Linked DNA regions of Homo sapiens: regions 1 and 2 are each linked to region 3. A link is a contact called in ENCODE Hi-C or POLR2A ChIA-PET data. All regions are on one chromosome and are shown on one strand. The core of a region is the stretch at or near the end of the contact, and the rest is flanking DNA. Distances in the headings are between cores, read along the strand shown.

Region 1 (3,455 bases), core at 844-3,343, 140 kb after region 3:
AAGTAAACCCTTCTAAAATAGCTACAAATAAAATTAAATACCCAAGAAGTAACTTAACCCAAGAAGTGAAAGATCTTTACAGTGAAAACTAAAATATTGGTTAAAGAAATTGAAGAAGACATAAAAAATTGAAAGATATTCCATGTTCATGAATTGGAAAAATCAATATTGTTAAAATGTCTATTCTACTCAAAGCAATCAATGAATTCAATGCAATCCCTATCAAAATACCAATGACATTCTTCACAGAAACAGAAAAAAATCCTAAAATTTATATGAAATAATGAAAGACCCAGAATAGCCAAAGTTATGAGCAAAAAGAACAAGAGTCTTTGTTTTGGAGGAATCATTACCTGACTTCAAGTTATACTAAAGAGCTACAGTAACCAAAACAGCATGGCACTAGCATAAAAACAGACACATAGATGAATGGAACAGAATAGAGAACTCAGAAACAAATCCATGCATCTACAGTGAACTATTTTTTGACAAAGTTGCCAGAAACTTTCACTGGGGCAAGGAGAGTCTCATTAATAAATGGTGCTGGGAAAACTGAATATCCCTATGTAGAAGAATGAAACTAGACCACTATCTCCTACCATACACAAAAATAAAGTCCACATGGACTAAAGACTTAAATCTAAGTCCTCACACTATGAAACTACTGCAAGAAAACTTAGGGGAAACTCCCCAGGACATTGGTCTGGGCAAAGATTTTTTCAGTGATACCTCACAAGCACAGGCAACCAAAGCAAAAATTGACAAATGGGATCACATGAAGTTAAAAAGCTTCTGCACAGCAGAGGAAACAATCAACAAAGTGAAGAGACAATCACAGAATCGGTGAAAATATTTGCAAACTATCTGTCTGACAAGAGATTAATAACCAGAATACATAAGGAACTCAAACAACTCTGTAGGAAAAAAATCTAATAATCCAATTTAAAAATGGGCTAAAAATATGAATAGACATTTTTCAAAAGAAGACATGCAAATGGCAAACAGGTACATGGAAAGATAACCAATATCATTGATCATCAGAGAAATGCAGACCAAAACTACATTGAAATATCATCTCTCCCCAGTTAAAAAGGTTTATTATCCAAAAGGCAGGCAATAGCAAATGCCAGCAAGGATGTGAAGAAACAGTGTACCCTTGTATGCTGTTGATAGAAATGTAAATTAGTACAGCCACTGAGGAGAACAGTTTAAATGTTCTTCAAAATACTAAGAATAGTACTACCGTATGATCCAGCCGTCCCACAGCTAGCTATATACCCAAAAGCAAGCAAATCAAAGCAATATCGAAGAGATATCTGCACTCCCATGTTTATTGCAGCTCTATTCACAATAGCCAAGACTTGAAAGCAGCCTAAGTGTCCATCAACAGACAAATAAAGAAAACGTGGTGCATATACACAATGGAGTACTATTCAGTCAAAAAAGAATGAGATCTGTCATTTGCAACAGCATGGATGAAGCTGGAGGTCATTACGTTACATGAAATAAGCCAGGCACAGAAAGACAAACTTCATATGTTCTCACTTATTTGTGGGAGCTAAAAATTAAAACAATTGAACTCATGGAGGTAGAGAGTAGAATGATGGTTATCAGAGCTGACGGTGTTATGGGGAGATAAGAAGTGAGGATGGTTAATGGGTACAAAAAAATAGAGTAAATATGATGTAGTAGTTCATAGCACAACAGGGTCACTAATAGTCAACAATAATTTAGTTGTACATTTAAAATTAACGAGAGATATAATTGGATTGTTTGTAACACAAAGGATAAATGCTTGAGGTGATAGATACCCCATTTACCCTGATGTGATTGTTACACCTTGTATGCTTGTATCAAAATATCCCATATACCCCATAAATAGATATGTCTACTATGTACCCACAAAAATTAAAAATTAAAAAGGACTGAGGAACTTTTGTTCTTTTCCTTGCTTCCCCACAAATAATTAAGGATTCAGATAGGAGGAGACTGTTGGAAGGATGAGTCAGAGGACAGAAAACCAAGAACAGTTTGGGGCATAAGGAAGAAGACAGATGACCACAAAGGCAAGCAGTCTGGGCAGTGACCCAGCATGACATGGATATGAGGCTGAGTAGGATTAATGAAACTCAGAGTTCCAAATAGAACTCTGGTGTCACGTTCCTCTGGTACAAGATCCGACTGTGGAATCAGGGTGTCAGATATTTGAGGACCTGGATAGTTGGAGCCAACTCACAGCATTCTTGAAATGGATCATAGTTGAGAGAGGCTGTGTTATTAATTCTTAATATGTTTATATGAGAAAACAATTCACAACTTCCTAAAAAAATTTCTTAGGACCATTTATTTCTACTTTAAAATTTTGTCCCAACTTACACCATTTGTTTTTAGTAATACATGTTTGTTTATTTTCATAGCAATTTCTGAGGATTTGTTTGTGTTATTGATCTTTTTTATCTGTTCTGGTTGAATTAAAAAGTAATAGAAGCGAGAAAAATTATTTATGTTAGATGAGTACTCTAAGAGAAGAAAGTATACATCTTTAGGTTATGAAGAAACCCTTTCTAGAGTATCAATCTGATAATCTTAGACAGAAAATGTGATTTTGGCTCTTAAACTCAGCAAATCAGGCTGCAACTGTACCTTGCCAAAACATCAAGAACAAAATAAAAAAAGAATCATCACTGAATGTTTCCATAAATTGCGATATTCAGCATTATGTGTTTGAAACATCTGCACAAGTATTGGACTTTTTCATCTGGATATTTTGGCATTATGACATCAACAGCCTTGGAATCCTTTCTTCTCTAGGGCTAGTAAGCAAATACACACACACACACACACACACGCGCGCGCGCGTGCGCACGCGCGCACTCGAATGATTCAGGGCTTGATGTGAGAAAGACAGTGGGGGCTGCAATCTCATTTCTTTTCTCACTGACTGCTATGATCCAAATGTTTGTGTCCCCACAATATTTATATGTTAAAATAAACACTCCCAAGGTGATGGTATCAGGAAGTAGGGCCTTTGGTCATGAGATAAAAGCATTCATGAATGTGCTTAATGCCCTTATGATAGAGGCTCCCAAGAGATCACTCACCCTTCTGCCCTGTAGGACACAGTGAAAGGATGACTATCTAAGAAGCAGACCCGCTTCAGATACCACATATGCTGACACCTTAATCTAGAATAGGATTCCCAGCCACCACAACTGTGAGAAATAAATTTCTGTTGTTTATAAGCCACCCAGTCTGAAGCATTTTGTTATTGCCACCCATGCTAGAAAAAGCCTACATTGCCACAAACAGTTAAAGATAATTCTGAAAAAAAAAAAAAAGAGGAGAGTTGCAGAGAAGGCCTTAATCATTTTAGAGAATACCTAAATAATCCTGAACAGAATTTGGCACAAATATGGATGGCAAAGGCCTTTCTGAGGAGGCCTCAGATGGAAATG
Region 2 (3,434 bases), core at 588-3,087, 220 kb before region 3:
AATTGAAGGTTTTGTTTTGCTTTGTTTTGAATATCACTCCCACCAGGAATTATCAAGTAGAATTTATTCTTAGAATATGAAAAGGGGTAGAGATATATTTTCAACATGCTCTCTAGATCATTGAACCAAAAAACCATAATTTTTGACATGTTTCAGCAGAACAATGGTACGAATAAGAGGCCATAGAACATGGTGGATAAGAGCACAGACTGGGTTTGCATCCAGGATCTGCTCCAGGACCTGGCTGTGTGTAATCCCTGTGTACCTCAATTTCCTCATCTGTAACATGGCGATAATTTCACTACCACTAACACTACCTATCTCAGAGGGTTATTAGAATGATTACACAAGTTAATATTTATAAAGTGCTTAGAACATTACCTTGGCGTATGTAATGGGTAAGCTGTTACTATCACCACAGATATAGGATTATTTATTTAATTGATGAATAAAAGTGGTATATATTTATGGTGTATAACATGATGTTTTGGGATATGTATACATTGTGGGAAGGCTATATTGAGCTAAATATATAATGTATATATTACCTCACCTACGTATCCTTTGTTTTCTGTGGTGGGAACACAAAATCTCTCTCAAGGGTACAATATTTTGTTATTAACTATCATCACCATGTTGTAGAATAGAGCTCTGGAACTTGTTTTTCCTGTCTAACTGAAATTTTGTATCTTTTGACTAACATCTCCTGAATCTTCCCCTCACTCCTGCCTCCAGCCCCTGGTAACCACCATTCTACTCTCTGCTTCTATGTTTGACTATTTTATATTCCAAATATAAGTGAGGTTATGCAGTATTTGTATTTCTCTTCCTGGCTAATTTCATTTAATGCTATGTCCTTCAGGTTAGATGTAGGATCTTTATATTAAAAAGACTGAAAGACGGTTTTCCTGTAAATATGTCCCATGTTCTTCTAGGAAAAGTCCTTTAGGTCTTGTCTTCCTATCTTCTGGTTTTAAATTTGTACCAACATTTCCTCTGTTTCACTAAATGAGGACTCAGTTTCATCTGGAAATCTCAATTCTAATCATTATCTAAAAGCCTCAACTTACAAATAGCATGCTATACTGGAAAAGTATTTTTCAGGAATCCCTCGATGATTAAAATGAACTGATATACAAATTAGAGAAGAAACAAAAGCATTCAATAGTGAAAATACAGTATTTTCCGGATCATAATAATTATGTGTTGTAATTCTATACGTATCAGTTTGTAATTTTCTGTTTTGTGATTATTCAATCAACCCTTGTCTTCATTTTTAGACTTTAAATTCCACAAGGATAGGGACTGTGCTTCGGTCATTATTAAATTCCAGCACCCATTCTCTGATATATAGTAGGCATTCAAACATAATTGTCAAATGAATGAATGAATACATACATGGCTTAGTAATAAAAATGATCCTTTGCAAGTCAATGTTTTTATGTAATAGTCTTTTAATAAGTTCACCTGTACTTAATAGGGTTATTCATACTCTTAATATTTCTATTAAGAAAGTAGAAGACTGACAGAGGTTAAAAGCGGCTCATTAACTTAGCAGAGAGGCAGGCTTGAGGAGGAGCCTCCAGTCTTCTGAGCCCCAGTTTGGGTTTGTTTCCGGTAAGATGACAAAGGATTTGGAGAATGAGGAAATGCCACCTTATTTCCCTTGTTAGTAGTTTTCCTTTCTTTCCCCCTGCAATAGTTTCATAACTTGCAACCTATAGATGCAGAAAGAAGAAGGGAGAGCATCTTCAAACAGTTAGTTAGGACTCTCCTTCTGGGAGGAAAGTGGATATCAAAGTACAGGATTGTTATATCCTCATGACTCAGAGCCCTGCATCCCAGGGGTGGTGACAAATCTGAAGCTCTGATGAAATTAGAACATACTGCTCACCCCCAGGCAGGTAGGTGTCTTGAGTATCAAAGGGTTAGTATCAACAGTGACAGTATTTAAAACGAATGTGCTATCTTACTGAGAAATTAACATGTAGGCAGATGTATAACTTTTAATTTAGTTATTTACTAAATAAATAATGTTTTATTTAGTGCCTGAAAATATCATACATAGAAAGATAGTTTTGACCATCTGGAAACTATTTTGGGGAAATTAAAAGTTTGGAGCTCAATTCTATCAATAATCCCCTCCTGCCTTTATTATTATTATTATTATTATTATTATTATTTCCCTGTTGCCTTGTCCTCAAATCAGATCCTAAAGCTTGTTTCCTATAAAGCAGTTCCCAACAAATTTGTAAGTCAGACTCTGTCCAATGTCCTCTGATATTTAGACATTCCTCTCTGATTTTGCTCTGAGTCACATGAACATATCACAGACATAAATGTTCTTGCTTTTTTGCTACTCTTAGAACATGTGGATATGATTTACTTCCTAAAACAGGATTCTTTGAACACCTACTTTCTACAAAATCCAACTCCCATGAAATCTGAGAGAGGTTTTCCTCTAAAGTATAAACCACAAGCATAACCAAATGAATTTTTTTTATTATACTTTAAGTTCTAGGGTACATGTGCACAACGTGCAGTTTTGTAATTTTTAAAAATCAAATTAGGCCATTAGAATAATGTTCTGTATCACTGGGATGGGAATTTAATGCTAGACAATTTAGGGTCATTATTATCATGCCAGGCACAACTGTCTTCAATTAGTTATGTCAAGGTGGGGATATAATTGTTGGACATGTTGGCTTCTTGTTTCATTCGGCTTCCATGCTGCATGAAGATTCCAGAAAACCATGATTAACTGGAATATTTGGGGAATGAAGACTTAAGTTTTATTTAATTTTTTAGTCAGCTTAAGTTTAAGCAGAAAGCACTTGGCTTTAGTTTTTGTTGAAAAACTTTCTAAAATAAGTTTATTTTCTTGCATCAAAAGGATAGCACAGTGGAAAGCTGTTTTCAATAGTTAAGAACATTACGAGTCCCTTGGGATCATTTTCTGACTCTTATAAAATGTTAACAGAGAGAGGGTTTTGAGATGAAAATGGATATGGAAACTAGTTAACAACTAGGCCCCTGGGTCAAACAGCTAGTTATCTCTGACTTTAAAAAGTGGACGATAAACTATTTATTGAGCACCTGCTATTTTACAGGGCATAGACTTTTCCCTTTAGGAGCCTCAATTCTGATGGGGAAGAGAGGGGTGTGTTTAAAAATAATTACTCTACAATGTTGTAAGTGCTTATGAAGGTATACAGCAAGTGCTATTGTAGCTCAGGGCAAGGAACTACCAATGGCCTAAAGGAGTCAAAGGCCTTCCTTTGGGAAAAATGATGGTCTGGGCCTTGACACACACATGAGTTAAATGGAGAAGAGGATGTAGGACATCCTTGATGTAATGAGTGAAACCTATGTAGGGCATGGTGTGTATGTCTTTGTGACAGGGCAAGGAGAGACTGGTAGCAGATGAGGTTGGA
Region 3 (3,810 bases), core at 198-2,697:
AATCCATGAGCCTGAGAAAGAACGGGGATCTGGATGACCCAGCACTGGTTCCCTGTCCATCATTTAATGAGGCGTGAGTTTGGGTTGACCAAATTGAAGCCTTTCTGAAACTCACCTATGAATCCGAAGATGTATTTTATAGTTGGCACAAGGATGACCAGAACATTATTAAGTGCAATAAGCACAGCTGCAATCAGGAAATGTCGTATCCAGCTGAAGGGTCGTTTGGGAAATAACAGTGTGATCACTGATGTACGAATCTTAAACAAGAAAGTTCAAAGGCAAGATCATTTCTTTGTTTTTGACTTTATCTATTACTTCAAATATTCTCATCACTCTAATGCATTTTCTTTCCTTTTCTTTTTTCCCAGAAAAGATGTTGATGCTTTTTTCAATTTTTTTATTATTATAAAACATACATAACATAGAATTTACCATCTTAACCATTTTTAAGTGTACAGTTCAGTGGTATTAAGCATAGTCATTTCGGTCAACAACAGACCACATATAAGACAGTGATACCCTAAGGTTGTAATACTGTATTTTTACAGTAGCTTTTCTACGTTTGGAGACACAAATACTTACCATTATGTTACAGGTACCTCCACTATTCAGTACAGTAACATGCTGTACAGGTTTGTAGCCTAGGAGTACTAGGCTATGCCATATAGCCTTAGTGTATAGTAGGCTCCACCAATTAGGCTGCAAGTACAATCTATGGTGTTTGCACAATGACAAAATTGCCTAAAGATGCATTTCTCAGAATATGTCCACATTTGTAAGCAACACATGACTGTACATTCATCTTGTGCAGTCTTGATGCTAACTTTTGATATTTGAAATGGAGTGTCATTTTTTCCTTGGCCTATTTTATAAGACAATATTTTATGCTTTCACTTTCTTAGTTTTCAGAATTTATTGTTAAAAATAATCTCGGTCAGAAAGAGATAACAGGCAAGACACATAATTAAGAAACATAGTAAAACCCTTGTTGATCACAAAACATGTCTCATCAGACTGGATGAGACATTAAGGGCAAGCACTGAATTGATTTACACAAGATTGTGAAAGGAATTTTTATGAATCTAGGTTTTCCTTAATTTTGCATGGTATTTAACATTTTAAAATAAAATTTTAAAATGGTATTTTAAAATTTTGACGTTTTTGTGTTTGCTCCTTCCTCTTTCTCTCCTTTTTAGCTCTCCCTATCAATAGATTGTAAATCTATGAAAGGCAAGGAACAGGACCTAATAATCTAAACATTCCTCAGACTTTCTAGCTTAGTGTTGTGCACACAGCAGGCACTGAATAAAAGCTTAAATTAAATTGAATAGTAGGAATCTTATCCTTCCCTTCAGGATCCTTGACAGATTTCAGCCCTATTTTAGCAGCTGAAATAAGTAGGCGAAGGGTCAAGAGAGCCTCAGTTTGCAGCAGCTGCTCAAGTTACGCTGCTGTAACTGGATAAAGATCCCTGTGGGCAGAGGGAGGGAGTGACATTTGTGTTTGTACAGCTTGACAAAGTTGAAAACACTCTTATCTTTGGAATCTTTTAGAGGACACTTTTTGGACTTAGTGGAATTACTCTATCAGCTTTCCAATAAGTGAATACTTCGGTTAAGCTAGGAGTTCACATTTTTGGAAATGCTGTGATTGATGTTCACTTTAAAATTTTAGTTCTGAAGTCACTTAAGGTGCAGAGATGGGAACTCATTTAAAAGAGAGAAAATGTAAAATATATTTTGAAACATGTATGAATGACAAAAAATTCAAGCTAAATAGCTTGCAGTTTCTCATGTGACATTCCTTTCATACCACTCCACCAAAAATTAAGGCCATCTGTTTAGGCTGAAAAGGCAATTTCATTTCTAGAATGACAAACCAGATAGTCTCTGGAAATAGTTTAAGAATAACTTTGTAAAGGATTTTAAAAATTGGATTAGTGAACATTATGAAACTCATTCTGAAAAGGAAACTGAGGAAAGCAAATGGTGTGATATTGTTTTCCTCAGCAGCCTATAATTCTACATTATGATCTGCAATTAGTGCTTATTCAATATTGTCAAAACTGGTCCAATTAGTAGGCTTACGAATAAGCTTTTTATGGTATATACATAGTGCCAGAGGACTTAATTTGTTTCACAGTGTTAAACAGAATAAATAAGTATGAGATATAGGCTCATTTTCAGAGAATAGTCACAGTTTGTTTTTTAGTCACTTGTTAAAAAGGTGCATTCAAGTCAATAAGCTGAGTTAGAGTGAGTTAGAGGCAGTCCTATATGTCCAGGGCCTCTGAATGTGAAAGCAGTCTCCTGGCTCCCAGAAAGATTAACATTTGGCCTAATGATATGAGATCACAGAAAGTTTATGGCAATAATAGGTAGAACGGTTGGAGTAAATGCAAAAGCTTCTTCCTCTTTCTGAATAAGGAATAGGAAAATTCCAAACAGAACTGAAGGTGGTTTCCAGTGCATTCCTGAAGAGAGCAACAGAGCAAAGAGGGAGGGAGGTACTAGGCTTGTGGTGGTGGTGGAAAAGATCAGGAAGGAAACTTGCTGGTCATTCCATGTTAAAGTGCCTCCCTGAGTAGTGAGCCTAGGACCAAAAGCCCCCAGCAGTTCTGTTTACCTTTGCTAGGGCAGACCACTGGCTGATTCCCACCAAGCCTCATCTGCTCTTCCACTTAGCTATGTGCCTTTTTCTTTACTGACACAAGTCGCTAGGAACCTGGAAATGTGGGTCAGATGCTGTGGGTCAGGGAGGTCCCCAGCACCATCCAGGGCCTCTGACCCACAATGATTCCATTAAGGTTCTATGCAGCTCTAGAGACAACATCTGTTATTTCCAGAGAAAGAGTCCTGAACAGGAGCCTGTTAGGGGGTGCTGTATTCTGATGCAGGGGCCCAATGTGAAGGTCAAAAATGTGGAGGCACAGGAGGAAGTGAGAGTCTTAGTTCTAACTCTTAAAAAAAAAAAAAAAGCCTCTCCCATTGTTTAGACGTAGCTCACACTTTGATTTTGCAGGTTTGCTTAAGGCAAGGATGTTGGAAAACCTACGAATCACTGCTCCACTGCAGTTGATAGCAATATACGCTGCATTTCTATGTTGATATCTATATACACTTCAAAACAGGAGATCTGAAGGCAACATAAGTGAAAAGACTGATTTTAATTATAAGATGAAATACAAGTAGCTAGGGATCTTTTTTCAAAGGCATGGCAGGTGAAATTTTCATCTGTGTGTTCATTATATATCCATTAGGATTATTTGGTTTCTTGTTCTTTATGGAAATATGGAAACTTTACTGCATAAAGGGAAGCATAAGCTGAAAATGACATGATCAGTCCTCTGGAAGGAGGTGCCATTCCATAACTGATACCCCACCCACTACTAAGAGAGAAAGAAATGTTGGGCTGCTAGTGAAAACACTACCTTAATTCATTTCATTTATTCACTTGTTCAACAAATACTACAAGCAGTTACTATGCACCTTTTACTAAAAAGGAAAAAACTAACCTGATTGGAAAAAAGAAAGATAATAAATGAAGTAGAGAAAAACAAACCCCAGTCATATCTTCTCAAGCTCCTAAGAAAGAGAGCCCAGTTACCATGTTGAAAGAAGGAGAACACAAAATAATGCCTAAAGCTGATAGATTTTAATTCAGATTAGGTTTTGTTAGTTTTATTATTAATGTGTGGAGATATCAAGGCAAGTAAATAAACTTACTGGTGAAGAGTTCCTTAAATGAAATAAACTGTCAGGAGAACCATGCTGTGAGTCAGCATTTGACACATTGAAAATCTGAGCC

The links. Hi-C counts contacts between places; a loop is a spot of excess contacts on that map. ChIA-PET counts read pairs that join two places held with the same protein, here RNA polymerase II (POLR2A). Pooled maps may share reads with other maps.
Region 1: a map of gastrocnemius medialis shows a loop between it and region 3 (3-fold over the local background). The contact joins two enhancer-like sites. A Hi-C loop is called at or near these places in 4 of 168 maps with a recorded cell type or tissue (IMR-90, PC-3, gastrocnemius medialis and 1 more) and 2 of 50 pooled maps. POLR2A ChIA-PET finds 5 or more read pairs at or near these places in 2 of 52 experiments (MCF 10A and PC-9).
Region 2: a map of gastrocnemius medialis shows a loop between it and region 3 (2.1-fold over the local background). The contact joins two enhancer-like sites. A Hi-C loop is called at or near these places in 3 of 168 maps with a recorded cell type or tissue (IMR-90, chondrocyte and gastrocnemius medialis) and 3 of 50 pooled maps.

Annotation. Positions count from the first base shown.
Region 1 is chr12:46,913,203-46,916,657 of GRCh38, forward strand. No RefSeq gene overlaps it. Among named protein-coding and RNA genes, the nearest start is that of SLC38A4, 89 kb to the left of the region's middle. Within about 2 kb of position 2,094, at least 2 of the 41 ENCODE cell types and tissues checked have a DNase peak (open chromatin) inside an H3K27ac peak, as active enhancers do; they include gastrocnemius medialis, where a contact is called at or near this core.
Region 2 is chr12:46,551,739-46,555,172 of GRCh38, forward strand. All of the region lies in intron 3 of SLC38A4-AS1 (SLC38A4 antisense RNA 1), which reads left to right. Among named protein-coding and RNA genes, the nearest start is that of SLC38A4-AS1, 170 kb to the left of the region's middle. Within about 2 kb of position 1,838, at least 8 of the 41 ENCODE cell types and tissues checked have a DNase peak (open chromatin) inside an H3K27ac peak, as active enhancers do; they include gastrocnemius medialis, where a contact is called at or near this core.
Region 3 is chr12:46,769,169-46,772,978 of GRCh38, forward strand. SLC38A4 (solute carrier family 38 member 4) reads right to left here. Exons shown (of 17, transcript NM_018018.5): 15 at 116-260. Among named protein-coding and RNA genes, the nearest start is that of SLC38A4, 55 kb to the right of the region's middle. Within about 2 kb of position 1,448, at least 3 of the 41 ENCODE cell types and tissues checked have a DNase peak (open chromatin) inside an H3K27ac peak, as active enhancers do; they include gastrocnemius medialis, where a contact is called at or near this core.